Regions from separate parts of the Mus musculus genome. Here region 1 is linked to region 2. Evidence: chromatin contacts called from ENCODE Hi-C or POLR2A ChIA-PET data. All regions are on one chromosome and are shown on one strand. Each heading gives the region's core, a stretch centred on a gene start or an enhancer-like site at or near the end of the contact. The rest is flanking DNA. Distances are from core to core; before and after follow the strand shown. Region 1 holds the start of 4930405A21Rik (RIKEN cDNA 4930405A21 gene). Region 2 holds the start of Aar2 (AAR2 splicing factor homolog).

What was found. Hi-C counts contacts between places; a loop is a spot of excess contacts on that map. ChIA-PET counts read pairs that join two places held with the same protein, here RNA polymerase II (POLR2A).
Region 1: a loop to region 2 is called in a map of gastrocnemius, with 2.9 times the contacts of the local background. The contact joins the promoter of 4930405A21Rik here to the promoter of Aar2 in region 2. A Hi-C loop is called at or near these places in 24 of 37 maps with a recorded cell type or tissue (CH12.LX, CH12F3, ES-E14 and 12 more). POLR2A ChIA-PET finds 5 or more read pairs at or near these places in 2 of 5 experiments (Patski and embryonic stem cell).

The regions. Positions count from the first base shown.
Region 1 is chr2:156,718,547-156,723,389 of GRCm38, reverse strand. 4930405A21Rik (RIKEN cDNA 4930405A21 gene) reads left to right here and starts at 2,481. Exons shown (of 4, transcript NR_040505.1): 1 at 2,481-2,684. The region is part of intron 7 of Dlgap4 (DLG associated protein 4); the gene reads right to left.
Region 2 is chr2:156,543,445-156,548,863 of GRCm38, reverse strand. Aar2 (AAR2 splicing factor homolog) reads right to left here and starts at 1,288. Exons shown (of 4, transcript NM_026661.4): 1 at 981-1,288.

The DNA of each region.
Region 1 (4,843 bases), core at 1,232-3,731, 170 kb before region 2:
ACCATGTGGTTTCTGGGATTTGAACTCAGGACCTTCAGAAGAGCAGTCAGTGCTCTTAACGGCTGAGCCATTTCTCCAGCCCCCTCCTGGCTTTTCTTGACTTTCACCTTAACTGTAAGATGCAGGGACTATGATATCTAGTCTCACTCCCTGTTCCAAAGTTCTAGAACATCCTAGAGCCCTTGATAGCAGACCCCAGCTCTCAGCAGAACCTTTCAACTAGGACCTTTGTGCTCCACGCAGAGAAAAGCAGCCGTGGCTCACCACATGCTGGCTGACTTTGTTTTCAGGCACCACTAGCAGGGTCCAACCTTAAATAATAAATGGCACACAGAAAATTCAAACGTTCCCCAGCACAAGCACCTCTCTGGGCATACCAACTTATTTTCACACACCGAGGAGAAGCAAGATGGCACTGGGGATTCTGGAGAGGTGGGCACACTTCTTAACCAGATGGGAGTGGACGAGTCCTGGGCACCTGCTCTGTACCCTCTCAGGGAAGCTTTCTCTCTGGGACTCTCAAAAGGCAGGTTGACAGTTTACAAAGCATATGCCTCACTTGATCTTCATGACACCCCTTGGTACCACTACCCCCATTCACCATCCCTTTTACAGATGGAACACCTGAGACTTAAGTGCAAGGGTCACAGGCAAAGTCAAACTTTTTAGAGCTGGTCTAATCAAGATTTCAGAGTCTAAGACAGCCAGATACAATAATCAAGAGTATCATTGTAAGGGCGATTCCTCTCCGATTCATCCTGGTCTCAGTAAGACCAAGTTTTACAGACCTCTGTTCACCTGCCCACTCAGGGTAGCTTGAAAAGTTCTGACCACAACCATATAGCCCAGCTGTCTAAGAAGCCACACCCCCTGCAAAATTTCATTACTCAAGTTGGCAAGAACGCAGCCCCCACCCCCAGCTGGGTCTAAATAAACGCCCAAGTGATATCACATCCTGCTGTCGGCTCCAAAATAGCCCAGGCCTGCCCACAAGCGATCACAAAGTGCCAGGCCATGCAGGGCCAAACCAGCAGGGATACCCAGCCCAGGGCGCACTCCACACACTTAAGCAACTCAAGCAGAAGCCTCAGGGCAGGAAGGCCCTTTCCCCCCAACCCCCTCGCCAGACAGCCTGGCCCCACCATCCTTGTTCCCCTGGTCCAGAGGCCCCACAGCCTCATTACCCCAGCGCCAGCCCCTGCCCCAGCGCCAACCCCATGGAGCCTCTGCCGCGGCCAGCCTGCGGGATGACTCCGCCCGGCCCGACCCGGACACCCCACCACTCACATTGCTTCAAGAGCTCCAGACACAAAGCCATGAGGGCCGGATGGGGGTCAGAGACCCAGAGACCCGGCAGAGACAGAAAAGGGAGAGGGAGTGACAAGGAGCAGAGAAAAGGGGCGACAGGGGATCGGGCAGAGAAGCAAAGGAGCAAGAGCCCCGGGCAGAGAAGGCTGAGGCAGGCGTTAGAGACAGCAATGAGACCACCGACACAGACGCGTGAAAGAAGCAGGGAGAGCAAGGGGGGTGGGGGGGACCGGGTCCAGAGAAGTGGGACGCTCGGAGAACAAGGAGAGACAGTGACAGCGACAGCGGACAAATCCAGGAAAGGCAGAGGTTCTTAAGTTAGGGAGCTGGGGAGACACTGGGGGTTCAAGGAGACCACTAAGGGATGTAAAAGGTTCTGATAGCTATGGGAGGCTCCGGAGAAGTGGGAAACCCTCCGGGAAATGCGGACTAGGTGGAGATAACCCCCAGGAAATCAGGGGCACATGCATCAAGAAGGACCCTCAAGATGTGTGGTAAGCTCAGGAAAGGCCTGGGGGAGTGGAGTGTGTTCTGAAGGAGAGGCCCCAAAAGATCTAGGGAGTCCAGAAGAATGGGGGTGCCAGAACCCGTGGCTGTAAGAGAGGAGAGGAGCGCTGGGAGAGGGGACCCGAGATCCTGGAGCGAGGGAGGGGCCGAGAGCGCGAGAGCAGAGACAAAGAGACAGCGAGCTAGGGAGAGACAAAGCGGGCTCAGCGGAGACACGGGCCCGAGGGCCAGTGGCCCGACAGAAGGACGGAAGCGCGGGCGAGCGGGCGGACGGACAGACGGACAGACGGGAAGACGGGGCAGGGCAGGGCCGGGCGGAGGCGGCGCCCGTCTCCTCGCGGGGCCGCGGCTGCTCCGGGTGGCGCTGGGCGGGCCCCGGGCGTCCGGGCTGAGGAGGCGGCGGCGGCGGCGGCGACGACGTGGGTCGGACAGACGGACGGAGTGACGGATGGACTGGCGGCAGCTGCGGCCAGCGGCGGGCACTCACCCTCCTCCCTCACGCGGCCCGGCCCGAGGCTCCGGTTTTGTACGCCCGAGAGGCGGGGCCTCCGGGTTAAAGCCCCGCGCCGGCCCCGCCCCTCGCGTCAGCCGCGCGCGCGTCGCCCGGGATTCCGGGGCCGCCAGGGGGCGCGCGCAAGCGGGACACAGCGCAAGCGCGCACGCGTACCGCGCGGCCCACGCCCTGGCCGGCCGGTCTTGAAAGGGAGTGCGCGCCCGCGCCAACTCGCGCATGCCCGAGTGAGGGGCTCCGCCCTCTCGAACCGCCCCGCCAAACCGGTTCCAGCTGGAACGCAATGCGTGGTCTGTACGGGAGTTGGAGTGGCCGTCCGTCCCTGCGGGCTCACCCTGGTGGCGACGCCTCGCTGTAGGTAGGGAAACTGAGGCTGAGGAGAGAGCCCACCGTGGGCTTTCTGTCCCGCACGCGGGTCCTAGCTACTCAGCCGCGCAGTTTCTAGTTGCCTCTTTGCCTCATCCCTTGCTGTGCTCCCAAGGGTCCTAAGGACGGGTTCAGTATCCCACTTGTGTGACCTTAGGTTAGATGCTTAACCTTTCTGTGCCTCTGTAAAATGTGACAACCGAGTGAGCCCCCTCCCCGCCCACAGACTGACAGTCCATTTACAGAAGGTTCTGCCAAGCACAGATCTTTGCTGCCTGGCAAGCCCGCTGGTTGCCTGCTTTCTGTACTGGGATCTGACAGAGGACTGTGGGAAATGAAGAAGGTAACACTGTTTCCAGTCTACCTTTTGCATTAAGACACAATAATGGCAAAAGCAACAAACTTACTTGATGCCAGCACTGTGCTAAGCACTCTAAAAGCAGGAGTTGGCTACACCATGCTATTCAGTTTCATTTGCTTTAGGTGAAAATACAAAGTAAATTCTTGAATGGCTATGACACCTCATGTGTTGCTGTGTCCTTTCGATTCAGTAACACTTCTTGCATAACCTTGGGCAAGTCCCCCTTTCTCTTTGGGATTCCCCAGTGCTGAGTATCCCCTGGAGAGAAACCAGGCAGAGACAGAATTTTCACCAGCAAGTCTTTGACCCTTTGATCCAGCTCACTCTCTTGAACAGAAGAACTAACTCACTGGCAGCTTCAATTTGGACTTCACCAAGTCTGAGACCTTGGTCCTAGAGGAATGTCAGCACCCTTCTCTGTTGGTCACCCCCCTCCCAGCCCCCCGCCTCAGGTCCTGTAAGGTGTGTATGGGGACGATTTTGTGACTGACTGAGTCCTTGCCCAAGTCAGGCTAGCATAGAGGAGCAGTTGGCTGACCCAGGCCTGAGGTGTAACACTGGCACATAGGCCTCAGACCCTCCTGCATGAGCCTGGGCTTCTAGGAGAGGGTAAAGGGTCCTTTCCAGATAGACTGGCAGCTGGTTTCCCCTTTGGGTCACCATTTTGGTAAATCCCTTGAAAACTTGAAGCCGGGCGTGGTGGTGCACGCCTTTAATCCCAGCACTTGGGAGGCAGAGGTAGGCGGATTTCTGAGTTCGAGGCCAGCCTGGTCTACAGAGTGAGTGCCAGGACAGCCAGGACTATACAGAGAAACCCTGTCTCGAAAAACCAAAAAAAAAAAAAAAAAAAGAAAGAAAGAAAGAAGGAAAGAAAGAAAAGAAAATTTGAACAGTGAAAAGCTGTGCATTCCTGCTTTTGTGTGTCAACTTGACACAAGCTAGAGTCATCAGAGAGGAAGGAGCCTCAGGTGAGGAAATGCCTCCATGAGATCCAGCTATAAGGCATTTCCCCAATTAGTGATCAGTCGGGGAGGGCCCAGTTCATGGTGGTCCTGGGTTCTATAAGAAAGCAGGCTGAGCAAACCAGGGGAAGCCAGCCAGTAAGCAGCAAGGTCCATGGCCTCTGCACCAGCTCCTGCCTCCGGGTTCCAGCCCTGCTCGAGTTCCTGTCCTGACTTCCTCCAATGATGGTCTGTGATCTGGAAGCCAAATAAACCCTTTCCTCCCACACTTGCTTTTTGGTCATGGTGTTGTCGTCACAGCAACAGAAACCCTCACTAGGACAATCTGGGACGGGGACATGGCGGAATGTAAGGAGGAAGCCTGCCTTGTGCCCAGTGCTCTGAGCAGAGGTGCCTGTTTCAGCAGTAGGAAATGCTGGCAGTTGTCCAAGAAAGGCCTCCTGAATCCTACTCCCTCTGACCCTATGGCCCGGAGAGGACCAGTGTCCCCTGCCTGACCAGTATGACAGCCTCTAATCATCTTGTTCCCACTGCCAGATGATTCTCTGTTCTTTGTCAAGTCCTTGTGTGGCTTCCTTCCTAACCCCACAGGACAATGAAGAACCCAAGGCTCTGAGAAACATCTCCTTGACCTATTTTCTGAATAACCTTGACTGTGACACTTCCTCTAGGCTGTAGTGGCTTTGTGAACCATCCCACCCGCTGCTGTGATTGTGTGTGTGTGTGTGTGTGTGTGTGTGTGTGTGTGTGTGTGTGACTAGGTTAAGTCAGGAATGGCAGGTATGTGTAATTCTGGCCATAGCAGACATCACTAATTGGCAGTGATGC
Region 2 (5,419 bases), core at 39-2,538:
TGAGTTCGAGGCCCAGCCTGGTCTACAAAGTGAGTTCCAGGACAGTCAGGGCTACACAGGGAAACCCTGTCTCGAAAAAACAAAACAAAACAAAACGAAAGAAAGAAAGAAAGAAAGAAGGAAGGAAATCATTTTTAGACAGAAAGCTATCTGAAATAATGAGAAAAGTTACACAGAAGCCAGAAGAGGATGCTGAATTCCCTGACACTGGAGTTAGAGGTGGGTTTAGCACCATGGCGCCCTTAGGAACTGAGTCCAGGTCCCCTGGAAGAGCAGACAAGTCTCTTAACCACCAAGTCATCTCTCCAGCACCAAGAAGAGAACTTTTAAGCTATTGGAATGCCACAAGTAACAAGGATAGGAATGGTTCCAAGAAGACATGTGCTTGTATATACATGTGATCACAGCATAAAAGTCTTGTGACTGTAGTTCACAGTAAAAAAAAAAAAAAGTCTGAAACACAAACGAATACTCTTCACAAGCCTGCAATACAGAGACAACTCCTCAGCGTATTCACCGCCTTCCAAGAGTGGAGAGTACTTGGTCCTCAATGCGTTCTCTATCTGGCTTTAGGGAATGGCCCGAAAACGCTGCATGAATTTCCCTGGGCAACTCTTCAGCTAATTTAATACCACCCCAATCCGAAGGATTGTTCTAACCACACTGGCTTCTTTCTTACCCTCACACCAGAGAAAACTCTACCCATAGCACTTGGTCACACAATTATTTTTCTTTTTTTAATCTTAGTAAAGCCTCCTCGACCCGGGACTAAGTCAAATGTTGGTGATGACACTCTGGCTACCCTGTTGCCGTTCAGTTCCAGGGACAGGTGTGTAACTTTGTGTACTTGGTTGAAGACTGTCATGCCCACAAGACTCGAGTCCCTGATGCCTAGCATACACACGAAGCTTAATTTTTTTTTTTTAACTTACGATAATATGCACTTTAAATAAAGCCAGGAAGCCGGGTAGGTGACTTACCGGAAGCCACGCAGATCCAGCTCGAGTGAGTCTCGTTCTCTGGTTACAGTTAAAGGGGTGTGGGGGGAAGTTCCTTCGGGAGCCCCAGAGACCCTGACCACGGTGTCCTCAGGGACGGGTTCTCAGGAAGAAAGGCCTCCTCAGACACCAGCTCACAAAGCCAGACTCCGCCAGCGCGATTCTGAGACAAGAAGCGAGGTGGCCCGACCACACACAAGGAAACCGGAGGCCGAAAGGCGCACCGAGGGCCGACACTCACCGTAGCACCTCAAGCTCCGGTTCCGCGGAAACGGGACGGAAGTTCGGCTGCTTTGGTGCCGGATAGGTGCTACGGAAAAAGTAGTCCGGCGGAGCCCCGAGTCTCAGAAGAAATGGCCCGTGCTTCCAGGTTCCTCACGATAAGCACTTCATTTTCTTCTTACTGTTTCGTTTTACTTCCCGAATTATAAATAACGACTTTAATTAAACTATCCACTTTATATCCCCGTCCAGAAACATACTCACCATCCACAGTCCTTTTGGTCTCAAGCAGACACGGGCTGGCCAAAGCATGGTTCAGGTGTTGGCACACAGTAGCCACAGACTGGCTCAGTCATGGTTGGTCCTCTTTAGCCACATTTCCTATGCCGGTCACCATGTCAAAAGTTCCCTATTATCTCCAAGTCCCGGCTTCCAGACACATTCATCCCTAGTTTCAGAACCAAGGCTGTTGCCTGAAGGGAGAACCAGTCCCTTCAAACGCAAACACAGCAGTTCCTCTGGAAATGACCACCCAGTGTTTTCCAGGCCTTACAGAATACAGCAGTCAAGCTATAAATGTGCACTGAGTGAGGAAACCTGACTGTCTTTTTCTTCTCTATTTCCTTAGAACCTAGCACATAGCCCTCATAAATGTACTGTGTATTTAATAACAAATCAAATGATGTGTATAGTAAATGACTATCCATAGGCCTTGCTGTATTAGTCAGGGTTCTCTAGAGTCACAAAACTTATGGGTAGTCTCTATATAGTAAGGGAATTTGTTGATGACTTACAGTCTGTAGTCCAGCTCTCCAACAATGGTGAGCAGCAGCTGTGAATGGAAATCCAAGGATCTAGCAGTTGCTCAGTCCCACAAGGCAAGCAGGTGAACAAGAGAGAGAGAGAATCTTCCTTCTTCCAATGTCCTTATGTAGGTCTCCAGCAGAAAGTGTGTGCCCAGATTAAAGGTGTGTGCCATCACACCTGGATCTGGAACTTGCTTTGTCCCACATGACTTTAAACTCAGAGATCTCCCCTGTCTTAATCTTCTCGGATTCATAACCACTATGCCTCAAGATTTCCATGCCATTATCCAGGTCAGACACTTGCATCTCCCAGCCTCCAGATTAGGGTCACTGTGAGCCTACCAATTCTGGATTGTAGTTCATTCCGGATATAGTCAAGTTGACAACCAGGAAGAGCCAGTACACTAACCTTGTGCTCAGTGGTTCTGTACATCAGAACTCCACCATGAGCCAGAGCTACTGGGAGATACATAGATACTACTTCTAATCTCCTCACTAACCATAGCCAAGATGTGACCCTCCTCTAATCTTGTACTGCCAACTTTCCCGACCTGATTGTAAGCTTGTTTATCTATAAAGGCAGGATTCTCAAAGGCCTTCAGTCTCTTCTTCGGGTGACTTTACCAAGACTGGCTGTAGCTACAATGGCTGACAGAGCAGAAGACAAATAACCTCCAACTTCACTATTGCCCACCTGCCTCTTAAGTGGCCTTCCTACAGCACTGATGGTTGTCAATGGAGAGAAACCATAAAAGCATGCCCAAATTCCTGGAAAAGCCTTGCTATTCCCAGAAAGGACGGGAGTCCCTCTGCCCCCTTTACTGGCTATTGATTGATTGCATCATACCTGCATATCTATAAGCCCGGGTTGGTAAAGGGCTTGATCTGAGTTTAATCTCCCATCTCTGTTCCTATCCCTTGCTGATAGATATGTCCTCCATCTTTTTACTGGTGCTACAATTCTGGGAGAAGAATGACCAAGTATAGGGATAAAGACTTGGCAATTAGGATTCTCAATTTACAAAAGAGGAAACTGAGCTTCACAGAGGCACCACAAACCCCAAGAGTACAAACAAACAAACAAACAAACAAACAAACAAACAAACAAACCATGTGATCTAAAAGCAGCTGGAGTTCTAGCCCCTGTGCTGCTGCTTCTTGTGTGTCATTGTTCCCCAGCGACAGCTGACCACATCAATCTGCCCCACTCACAACTTCACAATTCATGTTTTAGGGGGCTGCAGACTAGGCTAGACAGGGCAATCATAGTTAATCACAGTGGGCTGCCACAGGTTAGCCAGAGGTGAGTCAGGCAGTCAATCTCAACCTTCCCTATCAGTTCCATTTCCCTTGGGAACTGGCTCAACTCCTTCCCCCTCCCCTCTCTACTCCCTTCTTAGGTGCTGAACTCTGTGGTGTGGGCTCCGAGCTTCCAGGTGGTTTCATATGGCTTCTCCATATTTTTAGAGTCCCAGGGCATTTAACACTGGACATGGAAGTTGCAGGATAGAAAGATGCTGGCCTGGAACACCCAGCTTTGTGAGCTACACTCATCCAAAGCACCATTTCTCAACTTTGGTACCCATGGTATGTGAGGTAGGTAATTCTTGATGGCAGACAGCTGTTCTGTGGATTGGAAGAAGTCTAGCTGCAAACATAGGATCCAATCTCTAGAACACTGGTCAACCATAATGCAAAGTCTTTCTAGAAACTGCTACCTTATACCCTTTCCAACTTGAGCTGAGGAAGCATTGAGTCGGATGAACTACCCCGGTTATTCTCCAGGTCCAGGAGGTGCAGTGCCAATGTCTGTAAACCAAGTGCTAGTCCAGGAGCCTAAAAGCAACTGATCATTAAATGGAACTTAGGAGGAAAATTCTGGAAACCATTCTCAAAGCTCCCTGCAGCAATTGCCTTACACAACAAATAGGACTCTGGAGAAGACTGGGTTCTTCCAGTGTGTAGCCTTTGTATCATTTAATGAGCTGGCTTTACAGAGGAAAGCAGTTAATAGCATCTAAAATGACAGGAAAATGTTCAGAATGTAAGCTTTTTTTTGTTTTTGTTTTATTTTGTTTTGTTTTGTTTTGTTTTGTTTTGTTTTGTTTTGTTTTGTTTTGTTTTGAGACAGGGTTTTTCTGTGTAGCTCTGGCTGTCCTGGAACTCACTCTGTAGACCAGGCTGGCCTTGAACTCAGAAATCCACCTGCCTCTGCCTCCAAAGTGCTGGGATTAAAGGTGTGTGCCGCCACCACCCGGCAGAATCTAAGCTTTTAAAGCATTTAGGATGATATGTGCAAGATGACTTTGACTCTGAAAATAAATATATATGGAAAAAAGACTTGTTTGTGAGATTTGGAGTGATATAGAAAGGGGAACTGGGGTGATTTTCTTGACAGGATAAAGTAGAAACTGTAGAATGTATACCTCAGATGCCCTAAGAAAGAAGATTAGGTTTTACACAGATGTTGATTTTAATTTCAATCTTTATTCATTCCTTTCTTTTAGTGCTAAGATCTACGGAGTGTGTGTGTGTGTGGTGGGGGAATGTCTGCACGTGTGTGTGGGCATGTGTGTGTGTGGTGTGCCTGTGGTGTGTGTGTGTGTGTCTGCAGGTGTGTGTGTCTGCAGGTGTGTGTGTGTGTGCTGTGTGTGGTGTGCCTGTGGTGTGTGTGTGTCTGCAGGTGTGTGTGTATGAACCATGAAGTGCATATAAAGATGGGAGGGCAGCTTGCAGGTTCTCTCCTTCCATCCTGTAGGTCCCGGGGATTGAACTTAGGCTGTCAGGCTTGGTGGCAGGTGCTTTCACTTTATCTGCTGAGTCATCATTGGCCCCCTAATTTCCTTTCTTAAATAATTATTTTCAAAGTGAATTCCTTTAAGGAAAAGTAAGTCAGCAGTGGGATGGGTGACATGAGCCCGTGCTGGGTCTGCTGTGCACATTTCTCACTAGGCTCCCACGTGGGGAGTTGCTCTTCTTTCAAAAAGACAGATTACACTACACCTCCCCTCCCAGGTCTTGGGACCCATATACTTACTGTCCCCTTGGCCTAGAAAGTCTTACTGGTTCTTTCTCTTTATTTGGCTCAAAAAGAAAAAAAAAAGATCTCCTTAGGGAAGTCCTTCAACTGGTCAACCACTATTTTTTTTATCTTTGTGAGGGGTGGGGTCTTGTTAAAGTGGTCCTCTCCACCTCCTTCCTCAACATGTCTCCTTCCATGTGCTGATCTCTAGCCAGTTTTTTTTTTTTTTTTCCTGTTTCACTGTTCCCCCGCACTGGACTGAGAGCCTTTGACTAGCAAGGGCTTTGCGCTTGCGCCCAGGGAGCCTAAGCCAAGGCGTGAGTGCCGTGGGAGCTCTAGACATTTCCTGATTAAAATTATTCTATATTAGA